Regions from separate parts of the Homo sapiens genome. Here region 1 is linked to region 2. The links are chromatin contacts, found by Hi-C or POLR2A ChIA-PET in ENCODE. All regions are on one chromosome and are shown on one strand. The core of a region is the stretch at or near the end of the contact, and the rest is flanking DNA. Distances in the headings are between cores, read along the strand shown.

What was found. A loop is a pair of places that touch in the nucleus more often than their neighbours do. ChIA-PET counts read pairs that join two places held with the same protein, here RNA polymerase II (POLR2A). Pooled maps may share reads with other maps.
Region 1: a loop to region 2 is called in a map of naive thymus-derived CD4-positive, alpha-beta T cell, with 1.9 times the contacts of the local background. The contact joins two enhancer-like sites. A Hi-C loop is called at or near these places in 3 of 168 maps with a recorded cell type or tissue (MCF 10A, naive thymus-derived CD4-positive, alpha-beta T cell and natural killer cell) and 2 of 50 pooled maps. POLR2A ChIA-PET finds 5 or more read pairs at or near these places in 21 of 52 experiments (B cell, BJ, CD4-positive, alpha-beta memory T cell and 17 more).

The regions. Positions count from the first base shown.
Region 1 is chr3:49,442,143-49,448,032 of GRCh38, forward strand. No RefSeq gene overlaps it. Among named protein-coding and RNA genes, the nearest start is that of NICN1, 16 kb to the left of the region's middle. RefSeq lists an enhancer at 2,006-2,355. Within about 2 kb of position 2,054, at least 19 of the 41 ENCODE cell types and tissues checked have a DNase peak (open chromatin) inside an H3K27ac peak, as active enhancers do; they include B cell, where a contact is called at or near this core.
Region 2 is chr3:49,395,583-49,401,091 of GRCh38, forward strand. The region is part of intron 1 of RHOA (ras homolog family member A); the gene reads right to left. Among named protein-coding and RNA genes, the nearest start is that of RHOA, 14 kb to the right of the region's middle. Within about 2 kb of position 2,034, at least 2 of the 41 ENCODE cell types and tissues checked have a DNase peak (open chromatin) inside an H3K27ac peak, as active enhancers do; they include B cell, where a contact is called at or near this core.

The DNA of each region.
Region 1 (5,890 bases), core at 804-3,303, 47 kb after region 2:
CTACTAAAAATAGAAAAATTAGCCGGGCATGGTGGTGGGTGCCTGTAATCCCAGCTACTTGGAAGGCTTAGTCAGGATAATCGCTTGAACCCGGGAGGTGGAGGTTGCAGTGAGCTGAGATCACACCACTGCACTCCAGCCTGGGCAACAGAGTCTCAAAAAAAAAAAAAAAAAAAAAAAAAAAAAAAAATATATATATATATATATATATATATATATGCTGATTAGTAGCAAGTACAGATGGATTATTATTATTATTATTTTTGAAACGGAGTCTCGCTCTGTCACCCAGGCTGGAGTGCAATGGCTCAATCTCGGCTCACTGTAACCTCCACCTCCCAGGTTCAAGCGATTCTCCTGCCTCAGTCATTTGAGTAGCTGGGATTACAGGTGCCCACCACCACACCTGGCTAATTTTTGTATTTTTAGTAGAGATGGGGTTTCAGCTTGTTGGCCAGGCTGGTCTCGAACTCTTGACCTCAGATAATCCGCCCACCTCAGCCTCCCAAAGTGCTGGGATTACAGGTGTAAGACACCACACCCGGCCGAGACAGAGTCTTGCTCTGTCACCAGGCCGGAGTGCAGTGGTGTGATCTTGGCTCACTGCAACCTCCACCTCCTGGGTTAAAGTGATTCTCATGCCTCAGCCTCCTGAGTAGCTGGGATTACAGGCATGCACCACTATACCCAGCTAATTTTTGTATTTTTAGTAAAGATGGGGTTGCACCATGTTGGCCAGGATGGTCTCGATTTCCTGACCTCGTCATCCCGCCCCCTTCGGCCTCCCAAAGTGCAGGGATTACAGGTGTGAGACACAGTGCCCAGCCATTTATTTTTTGTTGTTGTTTTGTTTTGTTTTTGAGACTGAGTCTCACTCTGTTGCCCAGGCTGGAGTGCAGTGGCGCAATGTCTTCTCACTGCAACCTCTGCCTCCCGGGTTTAAGCAATTCTCTACCTTAGCCTCCCGAGTAGCTGGCATTACAGGCGCTTGCCACCACACCTGGCTAATTTTTATATTTTTAGTAGAGATTGGGTTTCACCATCTTGGCCAGGCTGGTCTTGAATTCCTGACCTCGTGGTCCACCCGCCTCAGCCTCCCAAAGTGCTGGGATTACAGGCGTGAGCCACTGAGCCCAGCCTGGTCTTTTTTTTTTTTTTTTTTTAAATGAAGTTTCATTCTTGTTGCCCAGGCTGGAGTGCAATGGCGAGATCTCAGTTCACTGTATCCTCTGCCTCCCAGGTTCAAGCGATTCTCCTGCCTCAGCCCCTGGAATAGCTGGGATTATAGGCATGTGCCACCACGCCCAGCTAATTTTGTATTTTTAGTAGAGATGGGGTTTCTCCATTTTGGTCAGACCGGTCTCGAACTCCCGACCTCAGGTGATCTGCCTGCCTCGGCCTCCCAAAGTGCTGGGATTATAGGCATGAGCCACCATGCTGGCTGTACAGGTGGATTTTTAAAGGAAAGAAGAAGCAATTCCTGAGTTGTTACCAATAACTTATATTAAAATAACATAAGCCATTGATTGCTTATATATTGTTTCTTTTTTCTTTTTTTTAATTGAGACAGGGTGTCACTATGTTCCCCAGGCTGGTCTCCTGGACTCAAGCAATCCTCCAGTCTCAGTCTCCCAAAGTGCTGGGATTACAAGTGTGAGCCACCCTGCCCAGGCCCCATTGCTTCTTTATATCACAAATTCCAGGAGCATGAAGATAATGGGTGAGGCAGTCAAGAACAAAATGACTTTTTTTTTCAAGACAAGCTATTGCTTCTGTCACCTAGGCTGGAGTGTAGTGGTGTAATCATAGCTCACTGCAGCCTCAAACTCCTGGGCTCAAGCACTCCTCTTGGGACTAGCACTAGGACTGCAGGCTCAGGCTACAGCAAGAATATTTTTCTTTACTTTTTTTCGTAAAGACAGGAGCTCACTATGTTGTTCAGGCTGGTCTCAAACTCCTGGCCTCAAGGGATCCTCCTGCCTCTGTCTCCCAAAGCACTGGAATTACAGGCATGAGTCACTGTGCCTGACCCAAAATAACCTTAAGCAACTGCCCCCAGGCATGGGCTTGAGGGAGGGAGCATGACTGAAGTTTCATACCGGAAGTCTCTCTGTGCCTGCACACCACACATAATTCAGACTGCTCTGAGCTATTTTTTCTTACAATTTTTTTCTTTTTTTTCTTTTTTTCTTTGAGACAGAGTCTCGCTCTGTTCCCCAGGCTGGAGTGCAGTGGCATGATCTCGGCTCACTATAACCTCCACCTCCTGGGATCAAGCACTTCTCCTGCCTCAGCCTCCCAAGTAGCTGGGATCACAGGCGCCCACCACCACGCCTGGCTAATTTTTAGTATTTTTAGTAGAGACGGGGTTTCCCCATGTTGTCCAGGCTGGTCTCGAACTCCTGACCTCATGTGATCTGCCCGCCTCAGCCTCTCAAAGTGCTAGGATTTTGAAAGTGCCAGGCGTGAGCCACTGGGCCTGGCCATTTCTTATAATTTCTTTGTGTTCATTTATTTATTTATTGTCTTTTTTTTTTTTTTGGTGGAGAATGGGGTCTCGCTATATTGCCCAGGCAGGTCTGGAACTCCTGGGCTCAAGCTATTCTCCTGCCTCTGCCTACCTAAGAGCTGGGGTTACAGGTGTGAGCCACCACGCCCGGCCATTCATTCATTCATTCATTCTTTCTTTGAGACAAGGTCTGGCTCTGTTGCCCAGGCTGGAGTGCAGTGGCCTATCTCAGCCATCCTCCCACTTCAGCCTCCTGAATAGCTGGGACTACAAGCATAGGCCACCCTACCCAGCTAGTTTTTGTATTTTTTGTAGAGACTGGGTTTCATGGTGTTGCCAAGGCTGGTCTCGAAACCCTGAGCTCAAGCAATCTGCCCACCTCAACTTCCCAAAGTGTCCTTATATTTAAAGTAAGACTCTTGGGGGCAGCATATAGCTGGATCTTGTCTCTTTTAATCCATCTTCCAATCTTGTCAAAAACAAAATCACAACAAATTTAGTTTAAGGATCGCTTTTTTTTTTTTTTTGAGATGGAATTTTGCTCTTGTTGCCCAGATTGGAGTGGAATGGCGCAGTCTCAGGTCACTGCAACCTCTACCTCCCAGGTTCAAATGATTCTCCTGCCACAGCCTCCTGAGTAGCTGGGATTACAGGCACCCGCCACCACACCTGGCTAATTTTTGTATTTTTAGTAGAATCAGGGTTTCACCATGTTGGCCAGGCTGGTCTTGAACTCCTGACTTCAGGTGACCCACCTGTCTTGGACTCCCAAAGTGTTGGGATTACAGGCGTGAGCCACTGTGCCCAGCAAGGATCTCCTTTTTTTTCCTTTTTTCTTTTCTTTCTTTTTTTTTTTTTTTTCTGAGATAGAATCTCTGTCGCTCAGGCTGGAATGCAGTGGAGTGGCTCACTGAAGCCTTGAACTCCTGGGCTCAGGTGACTCTCCCATCTCAGCTTTCTGAGTAGCTGAGACTACAGGTGCACGCCACAGTGCCCAGCTAGTTTAAGGATCTTAACTGGCTTTTATCTATGATTCCACAATCAGGCAACACTTCATTCTATAAAATAGAATGAGGCTGGGCGTGGTGGCTCACGCCTGTAATCCCAACACTTTGGGAGGCTGAGGCAGGTGGATCTCTTGAGGCCAGGGGTTCAAGACCAGCCTGGCCAACATGGTGAAACCCCGTCTCTACTAAAAAATGCAAAAATTAGCCAGGTGTGGTGGCACATGCCTGTAATCCTAGCTACTCCAGAGGCTGAGGCACAAGAATCTCTTAAACCCGGAAGGTGGAGGTTGCAATAAGCTGAGATTGCGCCACTGCACTCCAGCTTGGGCAACAGAGTGAGGCTCTGTTTCAAAAAAATAAAATAAAATAAAATACAGTGAGTGTTCTGATGAACTGAGCAGAGCAGTTTGGCTGCGTAGGCAGAAAAGGGTTGAGGAAAGCAGAAACAGTGAACAAAAGGGGATTGGTTCTTTCAAAAGTATGTTCTTTGTAGAGGTTAAAGCAGAGGGAATTTCTCTATCATGTTGTCTAAAATTGACTTGTTTGGAGATTTGGCTATTATCTCTCTCTCTCCTGATTTCTTTTCTTTTTCTTTCTTTCTTTTTTTTTTTTGAGATGGAGTTTTGCTCTTGTTGCCCAGGCTGGAGTGCAATGGCATGATCTTCACTCACTGCAACCTCTGCCTCCTGGGTTCAAGCAATTCTCCTGCCTCAGCCTCCCAAGTAGCTGGGATTACAGGTATGCGCCACCACGCCGGGCTGATTTTGTATTTTTAGTAGAGATGGAGTTTCTTCATGTTGGTCAGGCTGGTCTTGAACTTCTGACCTCTAGTGATCCGCCTGCCTCGCCCTCACAAAGTCCTGGGATTACAGGCATGAGCCACTGCACTCGGCCTCTCTCTCCTAATTTCTTGGAAGATTAGATAAATAATTTAGTTGCAGCTTCGTGGAATGGCACTTCAGCACAAGTAACTCAATTTTGGTTTGGTCTTTTGGGCCTAGTACAGGAGTTCTACCCAAACCAATGGCCTGCTATAAATATGATTTAATACTCAGGTGACCCACCCGGCCTATTGTTTATAGGCAAATAGTAGCCGGGTGCTGTGGCTCACACCTGTAATCCCAAAACTTTGGGAGGCCAGGGCAGGCGGGTCACCAGAGGTCAGGAGTTAGAGAACAGCCTGGGCAACATGGCAAAACCCCATCTCCACAAACATTGCAAAAAAAAAGAAAAATTAGCTGGGTGTGGTTGCACACACCTGTAGTCCCAGCTACTCAGGGGGTTGAGGCAGGAGGATCACTTGAGCCCAGAAGGTCAAGGCTGTAGTGACATATGATCTCAGCATTGCAGTCCAGCCTGGGTGACAGAGTGAGACCCTGTCTCAATAAAAAGAAAACAAACAAAAAGAAATAGTTTAAAGTTTTCTCAGTTTTAATTTCTAATATCATAAACATAGATAGATATAACTCATAGTTAAAGTCTCCCTTAGGCTGGGCGAGGTGACTCACAACTGTAATCCAAGCACTTTGGGAGGCCCAATCAGGAGGATCACTTGCACCCAGAAGTTTAAGACCAGCCTTGGCAACAGAGGGAAACCTCATCTCTACCAAAAAAAAAAAAAAAAAAAAAAAAATTGGTGGGCATGGTGGTACACGCCTGTAGTCCCAGCTACTCGGGAGACCGAGGCACAAGAGGATTGCTTGAGCTGGAGAGTTTTAGCCTGCAGTGAGCCATGATTATATTACTGCACTCTAGCCTGGGCAACAGAGCAAGACCCTATCTCAAAATAACTAAATAAATAAAAAGTCTCGGCTGGGCAAGGTGGCCCATGCCTGTAATCCCAGCACTTTGGAAGGCCAAGGCAGGTGGATCACTTGAGGCCGGGAGTTCAAGACCAGACTGGCCAACATAGAGAAACCCTGTCTCTACTAAAAATACAAAAAATTAGCCAGGCGTGGTGGCGGGCGCCTGTAGTCCCAGTTACTAGGGAGGCTGAGGCAGGAGAATGGCATGAACCCGGGAGGTGGAACTTGCAGTGAGCCGAGATTGCACCACTGCACTCCATCCAGCCTGGGCGACAGAGCGAGACTCCATCTCAAAAAAAAAAAATTATCTGGGTGTGGTAGCATCTGCCTGTAAATCCCAGCTACTCGGGAAGGCTGAGACATGAGAATCGATTGAACCTGGGAGGTGGAGGCTGCAGTGTGCCATGATCATGCCACTAAACTCTAACCTGGGCGACATAGTGAGGCCAGACACGGTGGCTCACGCCTGTAATCCCAGCACTTTGGGAGGCCAAGGCAGGTGGATCATCTGAGGTCAGGAGATCAAGACCAGCCTGACCAACATGGTGAAACCCCGTCTCTACTAAAAA
Region 2 (5,509 bases), core at 784-3,283:
GGCGCCTATAATTTCAGCTACTCGGGAGGCTGAGGTAGGAGAATCGCTTGAACCCAGGAGGCGGAGGTTGCAGTGAGCCAAGATCACACCACTGCACTCTAGCCTGGGCAACAGAGCGAGACTCTGTCTCCAAAAAAAAAGAAGAGGAAGAAACAGAGCCTTGGCAGGGCACGAAAAGTGATTGAGTGGTTAACTGGATAGGGATGAGAAAACTATGGCAAGGGTATGAGGGTGCCCAAAAGAAAGAACCCTAATGGAAGGGGAGGTGGAATGGGCACAATCTAAGGAGGCGTTTTCCAAACCTCACAAACATTTCCCCACAGTCAGCTGAAAAATATCAGTGCCCAGGTAAGCTGTTATTACAGGTAAAAACAGCATAGTCTTCCAGTGTATGGAATGGAGAGGGGCAGTGATCTAGCCAAAGAGTGCCACCAACACAAAGGAAGTGGTGGTCATGAAGAAGCCAGAAATAACTGAAATGCTCAAAAAGGTATGATGATAATGAACACCAAGAAAAAAGGAAGAACACATTACAAGAAAAGAGTCCAAACTACATGCTTGCAAAAAGAACACAGGTCTATGAGGAGGTGTCCAGCAACAGGAGAAAACCTTTTCATATAGCCACAGGCAAGAGTAGATGGCAGTGAATTGAGAAAACGTGGGCACTGAGATATGTGGTGGAAAATGTTCTTTCAAGAAGTCAGCCCGGGGCCAGGCCTGGTGGCTCACGCCTGTAATCCCAGCACTTTGGGAGGCTGAGGAGGATGGATCATTTGAGATCAGGAGTTAGAGACCAGCCTGGCCAACATGGTGAGACCCTGACTCTACTAAAAATACAAAAAATTAGTTGGGCGCGGTGGCTCGCACCTGTAATCCCAGTACTTTGGAAGCCAAGGTGGGCGGATCACGAGGTCAGCAGTTCGAGACCAGCCTGGCCAACATAGTGAAACCTTACCTCTACTAAAAATACAAAAATTAGCCGGACATGATGGCACACGTCTGTAATCCCAGCTACTCGGGAGGCTGAGGCAGGAGAATCGCTTGAACCTGGGAGGTGGAGGTGTCAGTGAGCCAAAATCGTACCACTGCTCTCCAGACTGGGCAACAAGAGCAAAACATCACACACAAAAAAAGTCAGGCCGGGTGCAGTTATCAGCACTCTGGGAGGCTGAGGTGGGAGAACTGCTTAAGCACGAGTTCAACACCAGCCCGGGCAACATAGTGAGACCACATCTTTACTAAAAAAAATTTTTTTAAAGTAGTCAGCCTGGGCTTGGTGGCTCATGCCTATAATCCCAGCACTTTGGGAGGCTGAGGTGGGAGGATCACTTGAGCCCAGGAGTTCAAGACTGGCCTGGTCAACATGGTGAGAGCTTGTCTCTACAAAAAATAAAAATATTACCCAGGCGTGGTAGCATATACCTGTGGTCCCACCTACTCTGCAGGCTGAGGTGGCAGGATCGCTTGGGCCCAGGAGGGCAAAGTGGCAGTGAGTAGTGATCGAGACACTGCACTCCAGCCTGGGTGACAGAGCAAAATCCTGTCTCAAAAAAAAAAAAAAAAAAAGTCAGAAAATAAATGTTACAACATGGATGAACCTTTAAAACATTGCATAAATGAAAGAAGCCAGTCACAAAAGACAATATATGATTCCATTACACGAAATATCCAGAATAGGCAAATCTATAGAGACACAAAGTAGATTAGTGGTTACCTAAGGCTGGGCGTGGTGATAGGGAGATTGAAGATGACAGTTGAAGAACATAGGGTTTCTTTTTGAGGTGATAATAATGTTCTAAAATTGACTGTAGTGATACACGTAAAACTCTGTGAATATACTAAAACCCACCAAACTGTTCATTTCAAATGAATGGTGTGATATATGAATTATATCTCAGTAAAATTGTTACCAAAAGAGTTGGTTTTTGTTTTTTTAAAAAAAATAAGCGTTGAAAGTATGGCAGAGACTGCCTGCTTATCTGCCTCAATAGCTTTCCCCTTCATAGTCACATGGCTGCCAGTTATAAAGACTACATTTCCCAGCATTCACTGCAGCTAGGTGGGGTATTAAGATCTGACCAACAGACTGTATGCAGAAAATGATGATGCAGGAGAGCAGAGAACTGCTAGAGCAACATTACGAGATTAGAGGGGAACGAGATTTCGCTTGCAAGTGGAAGGGCTGACCTTAGATAGAACAATGGACTCCCAAGGGACTGATCCACAGGAATAGAAAAATAAGTAAGAAGCAAGATCATAACAGCTGATAGAGGCAAGGAAAGGGAACAGGAGATTTGAGCCAAAGGACATGGTGCTATATTATCCTAAAAGCAGGAGAATAAACGGACTAAGGAATCTTAGCGGGACTGCTAGGCAGTGCTAAAAGCAGCCACCTTTGAGGTCAAGGGTCCATGAGTTCAAAGAGAGACAAGTCAGTGAATTTTTTCTTTCGCTACATTCAGTCAAAAGCACAGAATAGGTAAAGAGTAGGATTTAGGCTAGGCGTGGTGGCTCACACCTATAGTCCCAGCACTTTGGGAGGCTGAGGTGGGCAGATCACTTGAGGTCAGGAGTTTGAGACCACCCCGGCCAACACGGTGAAACCCCATCTCTACTAAAGTAGCCAAGTGTGGTGGCGCGCTCCTGTGGTCCCATCTACTCAGGAGGCTGAGACACGAGAATTGCTTGAACCCAGAAGGCGGAGGTTGCTGTGAGCCTTGAGATCGCACCACTGCACTCCACCCTGGGTAACAGAGCAAGACTTTGTCAAAAAAAAAAAGTAAGATCTAAACCAGGGCTGAGATTTTGCCAGGTAACATAAAATGAGAGACAGAACAAGAAATGGAGAATACATAAAAGGGGGTAATTACAGTGATAAACTAAAGGTAAGGAGCAGTGAAAGGGTAGGCAGTAGCATCAATAGATGTTAAGCCCCAGTGGGGGCTTAAAGAATTTTGCTGGCAGGGCGCGGTGGCTCACGCCTGTAATCCCAGCACTTTGGGAGGCCAAGGCGGGTGGATCACGAGGTCAGGAGATCGAGACCATCCTGGCTAAAACACCATGAAACCCCGTCTCTACTAAAAGAAAAAAAAAAAGAAATACAAAAAATTAGCTGGTCGTGGTGGCGGGCACCTGTAGTCCTAGCTACTCTGGAGGCTGAGGCAGGAGAACGGCGTGAACCCGGGAGGCAGAGCTTGCAGTGAGCCGAGATTATGCCACTGCACTCCAGCCTGAGCGACACAGCGAGACTCCGTCTCAAAAAAAAAAAAAAAAAAAAAAAAAAAAAAAAGAATTTTGCTGTCTGAGTATTACAGTATTATTACAGGGCTTTAATACTGGTGGCTCACGCCTGTAATCCCAGTTATTTGGGAGACTGAGACAGGAGAATTGCTGCCTCGGGAGGCAGAGGTTGCAGTTAGCTGAGACTGTGCCACTGCACTCCAGCCTGCGTGACAGAGCAAGACTCCGTCTCAAAAAAAAAAAAAAAAAAAAAAAAAAAAAAAAAGGCTGGGCACGGTGGCTCATGCCTGTAATCCCAGCACTCTGGGAGGCCGAGGCAGGCAGATCACGAGGTCAGGAGATCAAGACCACCCTGGCTGACACAGTGAAACCCCGTCTCTACTAAAAACTACAAAAACTTAGCTGGGCGTGGCGGCGGGCACCTGTAGTCCCAGCTACTCGGGAGGCTGAGGCAAGAGAATGACGTGAACCTGGGAGGCGGAGCTTGCAGTGAGCCGAGATCGCACCACTGCACTGCAGCCTGGGCGACAGAGCGAGACTCTGTCTCAAAAAAAAAAAAAGTGTGTTAACAAATGATCTCTGAGACAAGATTATTAAATGAAAAAAGTGATGTGCCAAATATGTCATATGCTATCATACCATAGTGTAATGGCGGGATACATAGATATACAAAACAGGGCTTGACAGAGGTGTACAATATTCACCAATAGACACTGGTATATGTATAGACTGTCTCTAGAATAGTACACAGGAGCTTTTTTTTTTTTTTCCCCCAGAAAGGGTCTTGCTTTGTCACTCAGGCTGCAGTGCTGGAGTGCAGTGGAGTGATCATGACTCACTGCGGCCTAGAACTCCTGGGCTCCCCTCAGCTGCCCCAAGTGCTGGGATTACATGCACTGGTCTACAAGAAACACAACAGGTACCTCTAGGGGCCATATATCCTTTTGCACTGTTTGAATTTACCAAATAAAACTATTATGTTTTCGAACAAGATAAATTTTTAAATGTAGGGACTTTAAAAGATTTATATAGTAGATTACATCAAGGGGGTAAGAAATAAAGCAATACATATGCAAAAATCCATCTTGGAATCTGAACTCAAGAAACTACAGAAACGGCTGGGCACGGTGGCTCACGCCTGTAATCCCAGCACGTTGGGAGGCCGAGGTGGGCGAATCAGGAGTTCGAGACCAGCCTGACCAACAAGGTGAAACCCGTCTCTACTAAAAATACAAAAAAATTAGCTGGGCATGGTGGCACGTGCTTGTAATCCCAGCTACTCGGGAGGCTGAGGCAGGAGAATCGCTTGAACCCGGGAGGCGGAGCTTGCAGTGAGCCGAGACCGCGCCACTGCACTCCAGCCTGGGTGACAGAGCGAGACTCCATCTCAAAAAAAAAAAAAAACAAAAAAAACGAAACTACAGAAGCATACTGCCCCCCTCTCCCCCAACATCTTCCCTAGTCTAACCAAAACTGGCCACCCCCCACCACCTCCTGTTTCTATAAGGAGATAAAACAAGATTATCTGTGTTCAGGCCAAGGGTTGATTCCCACTACTCATAACATTTCCCCTAAACCTCATTTTAAAGGCCAAGAGTTACACCCTCACCACCAGAGGCCTCAGTGGCTTCCTGGCTACTCTAAATTCTTCTTTATCCCTGAACTCCTACAGCACTTCGTCTTTCAGTGCTGTTTCATGCCTATGTGAGCTTGAATCACTGAATACTTTGTTCTGGTACAGAGAAGACTGTATCAGGACTTGGTGCCATGCGTCTGTAATCCTAGCTACTCAGGAGGCTGAGGTAGCTGGATCCCTTGAGCCCAGGAGTTCAAGGCTGCAGTGAGCTATGATCATGCCACTGCACTCCAGCCTGGGTGACAGAGCAAGATTGTAGCCAAAAAGGTGAGGTGGGGGGATGGTATATAAAAGGGTTAATTTCCAGCCGGGCACGGTGGCTCACGCCTGTAATTCCAGCACTTTGGGAGGCCGAGGCGGGCGGATCACGAGGTCAGGAGATCAAGACCATCCTGGCTAACACGGTGAAATCCCGTCTCTACTAAAAATACAAAAAAATTAGCCGGGCATAGTGGCGGGCGCCTGTAGTCCCAGCTATTCGGGAGGCTGAGGCAGGAGAATGGCGTGAACCCGGGAGGCAGAACTTGCAGTGAGCTGAGATTGCACCACTGCACTCCAGCCTGGGCGACAGAGACTCCGTCTCAAAAAAAAAAAAAAAAAAAAGAGTTAATTTCCTACCTTTTAGAAAGGAAA